Regions from separate parts of the Homo sapiens genome. Here region 2 is linked to region 1. A link is an interaction called in ENCODE POLR2A ChIA-PET data of the cell type or tissue named here. Cell type or tissue: GM12878. All regions are shown on one strand.

Region 1 (2,500 bases):
ACAGGGGATGGATTCACCACATTTATTTCCATTGCACAGAAAGTATCTTGCTTGTTTACTTAGTAGGTCTGCAGCAATTGCACATGTTCTTACCTCATTTCTTCCTTGGTAATTAGCATATTTTTTCTTAGAGGAGCATATGGCATCCTCACTTGTAAACAAACCCTGCAAACCTCTTTCCATGTTGTTGAGATCTGAACTGAGCTGTAATTTTATCAAGTCATAATCATGGAAGCTCATGGATTCCCTAAGATAATAAAATTCAGCACACAGGCATAATAGGTAAATTGTCAGGAACTGGACCAATGTGGTCTTATATTGCTAGATGATTCAGGATATATACAGTATACAGAACTAAGGGATGAAGTGAGAAGACCCAATTGCAGCAACTTTAGCCTGTAAACAAAGCTAGAGAATGAAAGACCAGACAGAAATAGAAAGCTGCTGAGTTTGAGTTACCAATCTGGGTTCAGTGACTCTCTGAGAAAACTGAAGTTGTTCTTTAAACAAAATAGATTTTTTTACTAAGATTCCTATTGTCTGAGATAGGAATAAAACATGATTTTCAACTACCTGTTTTGTCATAATGTAGTAGAAAAGGGGTGATTATATATGGTCACATTTTGGAGTCTGTTGTCTGAAATTGCACATGGAAATTTTGCTTGACAATCATTGTATTCAATATGCTTATCACAATTGCAGCACACAAATAACATTTATCTTCTTCCTAAATATGTAGGTGTAGCTGTAGTCATTCTAACTTTAAAAACAACCCGCAACATTTAAGAAATTCTGGCTTTGAATTTGGGAGGCCAGTTGTGCCGAAATCATACTGAATGTTTATAAATTGGTCATGAAAAAAATCCTAACAAGACAATTCAAGTGTGTTATTTTTCAATTGTGACACCTATCTACACCCAAGGAGAAAGGTGTAGGTGACTAAGTGGGGAGGTTAGAGTGGGTGCTTGCCTTTTTGCCCAGGAAATCATTTTAGCATTTTGAAACTGTTTTTATGGCACCTTGTGTAAGATATATAAAACAGAAAGTGTTAATTATACATATTAAAGAATAGGGGAAGGAGAGGAGCTAAAAACTGAGGGAGTTCTAGAGATTCTTCCCATTCCCCCCACCTCATAGCCATGCCTTGATGCTGCCAGGCCCTAGACTTTCCTAAATGCCTTGTAAAACCAAAACTACTCAGAAGATTCACATCAACGTACATGCATCAACCTTAGCTGACTTTAGTGTTTCAGAGGGAAGTGAGAGTTTTGGGGCCTCTGGGAATTCTGAGCTAAGTGGTTTGACAGTAGACTGAGAAAAAACAAGAGATGTTATGAGGTGCATCAGAACCCTTGGGGTAGCCTCAGGACTGTCAAGCAGGGAGTTGCGGATTCAGGTTGGGATATGACAAACACCATGCCTGATAGCCTAGGAAGAAAGTGAGAGCCAAAAGAGTTAGGTGTCTCTGGGGGGAGTCATTTCGTCAATGGTTTCTATAAGTTCTGGCTCTATATTGGTCAGATAAACACAATGAGCCCCAGTGTTGGTCAAATAAGCACAATAAGCCCAAAGGTATATTACCTGAGTTAAATCTTACATCGGTGAATCTCAGTCTTGGCTATATATTGGAATCTCCTGGGGAGCGTTAAAAAATACTGATGCCTGGTTCCTATGCTTAGAAATACTGATTTAATTGGTTAGGAATGCTGCGTAGGCTTTGGGAGTTTTAAAAGCTCTCCAGGTGATTCTAATGGACAGCCAAGGCTGTGAACCACTGCGTATGACCTAAATTGAGTCTGTTTGGGTAAATATGTTGCAATTCACCTTCTCTAAAATAGTAAAAATACTTGGTTTTAACCTTGCACTAATATTTCAAATATTTCAACAACCTTTCAAGGTTTAAGAGTTGAGTAGTATACATTTGAGATGTAGTAATATCCCAGGGTGAGGTTCCCCTGGGACCTACCCTGGCTAGCCTCAGCATGATGGCGCTTGCCTGCCCTTCACCTCAAATCCTTGCTGCAGTGCTGTGTTCTGTCATGAGAGTCACAAGATACTTGGTGATTGCAAATCTGCTGGCTTATAATAAGTAAATAGTGGGCAAAGCAAAGGTCCTTAGGAATCGAAGATACCTATGGCACCCTATTATCTGTAAGATAATTTTGGACTTCATTGAATCATTTGTGTGTGTGTTATTAATACTTTGCTTTGCTTTTTCCAGATGAAAAAGATGTCTTATACAAAATTTGTCAATCAAACATAGCTGAGGTATTTTGCTCAACAGATATATTGCCTCTTATGATTTAAATGGGGGATTAACGAAAGGTTTTGAAAATTTGGCATTAAGAAAAATGGCTAAAACTCACTTTTGATTGCCCCTGAGTGATGGTGAAGGAAAGGGGGAATAAATGAAGTCAAGTGACTTATGGTTGTACCATCTAATTTTCTTGCATCTTGACAGACCTTGTCTTGTGACAATTTCCAAGGGGTTCTTGCCTTT
Region 2 (2,500 bases), 150 kb before region 1:
GATGTTTATAAGGGTAGTTTATGTAAACCCGTAACAGTAAAAATATTTTAATGGTAGGAATAAAAGTGCCTTTTAAGTGCAACAATCAGCTTTTACGGTCAAAAAGTAACAGGAGGTTGTATGAAATCTCAGGTCCCCGCCTGCATCAACAGGTATGAAAGGCTTTTTTCAGCAGACTCGGGTTCCGATGGGCTCTTTGTCGGAGGGGCGGCCAGGGCGCTGCTGTTTTTGACTAGCTTGTCTCGGGCCAGAGTATAGAACAGAGCGGCCAGGCGGGGAGCTGGGCCTCCAGATCAGGTCCTGCCCCCATCTGCCCCACAGTCTTCGCGGCAGGGGGGAGCGCGGCCCGCTTCTTTCCAGGCCCTTCTCTCCCCGCGACGGTCTTTCGAGGGAACTCTCGAGGCCCAGACGGCCCCTTAATCTAGTCTTGGGGTCAGGAGGTCAGGCCTTGGAAGCACAGCTAATGCTAAGGCCCTTTATGTATCTTCGCTGCGATCATTTAAACCGTGGACCGGTAGCTCTGGCAAAAAAGGGGCTCCAGGGGTCTAAGAGCCGCAGCGCGCGAGGCGTGGCGGGGGGCGCTGACCTCGCCGACTCGCCGCAGGCCAGCGGGGCGCGGCCACTGCAGGGCGGGTTGGGGGCGGCTGGAGGCCTCGGGGTGGCGGCCACGCTCGGGCAGGGCAGGAGATCTGCGCTCAGTCCTGGAGCCCTTCTTGGCCTTTGTGGCCCTGTCACTCTTTTCACCCCTGGCTGGCCCTAGCCCTTTCTGAATTCGCCTGGACTCCCAGTCGCGCTCGCTGGCCGACGCGGTCGATTCACCAGACAGCGAGTGGGCGTGAGAACGCAGGCTCTTCGGCCGCTTCCCCAGTACGTGGATCCCGGAGCGCGGGTCCTCGCCCCACCGCCCCGGGGAGTGGGCGCGCGGCGCAGGCCGAGCCCTCGGGCGAGCCCGCGCGGGGCTGCACTCCACCGGGCCGGCGCTGGGGGCCGCGCGGGGGCTCCTGGCCCGCTAGGGACTCGGTGGCGGTGGCTGGGTTCCACTCGCCAGCGGCGGGAAGGACGCGCGGGAAAGCGAGGGAGCAGGAAGCGGGTGGCGGCGGCGGCGCGGGGCCCGCTGGAAAGGAGGGAGCGCCGCAGGCGGGAGGAGGGAGCGCGGAGGAGGGAGGCCGGGAGGAAGGAGGGAGCGCGGCAGGCAGGCGGAGGGAGGGCTGATTAGCATGCAGCAGCGCTCGCGCGCCCGGCTCCATTGTTTTAACACCTCCCCTCTCCTCCGCGCCAATCTGTCACCGTTCAGCAGGCGAACGCTGCTGCCTCAAATGCTGCTCTTCTCAAATGAGACGGATAATTAGTTGCCCCGCACGAATGCCGCACTCTTCTCACCCCTGATTGCTATCACCTTCTTGCTCCTGGCAGTTTTGACACCTCGTAATCAGCCTGCTGCTTTTCTCTTTTCTTCCCGACTTCTGCTTCCCTCCCCCCGCTTTCCTTCCTAGTTTATTTATTTATTTATTATTATTATTTTAAATGCAATCCCGGTGCTTATTTGGGCGAGTCCTCCGCCGAGTTAACCTTTCGCGTATACATGTGTGCATTTATCTGTATATGGGAAATTGGGTGTCTGTGCGTGAGCGGGGGGCGGGCTGGCAGTTTTGCGGGAAACACTGCTTCCACGCCGAGAGAACTCGCTTCTCCTAAAGATATTTTTGGGAAGGGAGGAGTTGCAGAGAGGGACGGGAGGGGAGAGTTGGGGAGACCTCAATTAATGCTTTAAAGATCTCTTAGAAATTAACAAACTGGGGAGTCTTGGAATCTGCTGTCAGAAGCGTGTTTTCCCCTCTCTCCTCTAACAAGCACTGACAGTCTAATTACTGTAGCTACAAGCAGCTGTCGAGGCAGCAGCCCGGGAGAGGAGGCGCCACAGGCTGGGCGCGCCCGGCCGGCCCCTGCGCCCAGCCGAACCGCCGAAGCACGGCCCGACTCGGGGAAGGACTCAGGGAGGATGGAGAGGGGCAAGGCCCCGCGCCCGAGAACCCCGGCGGGCCTGCGAGCCAGCGGACACGCTTATTGTTTCCTTAAGTCTTTACCTTGAAGGTTAAAAGATGTGACGAAAGGAGGGGACGTGGGGGGAGTGGGAAGAAAATCTTCTAAGCTTCTATCCACCCCTTTTCTACCTCCTCGAGCTCTCCCTCCCCCCGTGTTGGTAAAATAACCACGCAACCCGGGGCTGAGGGGGCGGGGTGAGCCAGGCTGGAGTGTAAGAAAGCAGATGTCCCCGCTGGCAGCAGCCTCAGCCTCCGGGGAAAGCTGCACCGGGGGGGCCCTCCCGAGGACATTCACCTCCCACTTCTCAGGCATCCCGCTCACAACTGCCTCGCCTCGGCGGGGGTGGTTTTTTCAGACTCGGCGTTTCGCGTGTGCAGCTTTTTTACCTGGGAGCTGTTCTTACCCGGCCACGCTTAGCAGATGCCAAAAGCCAGACCCTGCACGACTCAGTCATGAG

What was found. ChIA-PET counts read pairs that join two places held together with the same protein. Peaks named below come from ENCODE experiments on the same cell type or tissue, not always from the same donor. Only the 100,000 strongest peaks of a DNase experiment are listed, where the experiment ranks them.
Region 2: POLR2A ChIA-PET joins it to region 1 with 6 read pairs; 4 of 35 experiments call an interaction of 5 or more read pairs at or near these places.

Annotation. Positions count from the first base shown.
Region 1 is chr2:161,087,600-161,090,099 of GRCh38, reverse strand. No RefSeq gene overlaps it. Among named protein-coding and RNA genes, the nearest start is that of TANK-AS1, 71 kb to the left of the region's middle. In GM12878, no CTCF peak of the experiment used is centred here; a DNase peak (open chromatin) is centred at 1,269; H3K27ac peaks cover 1,678 bases.
Region 2 is chr2:161,237,510-161,240,009 of GRCh38, reverse strand. All of the region lies in intron 3 of PSMD14-DT (PSMD14 divergent transcript), which reads left to right. Among named protein-coding and RNA genes, the nearest start is that of LINC01806, 6.0 kb to the left of the region's middle. RefSeq lists silencers at 709-778, 869-1,238 and an enhancer at 1,070-1,626. In GM12878, no CTCF peak of the experiment used is centred here; no DNase peak of the experiment used is centred here; H3K4me3 peaks cover 1,771 bases; H3K27ac peaks cover 420 bases.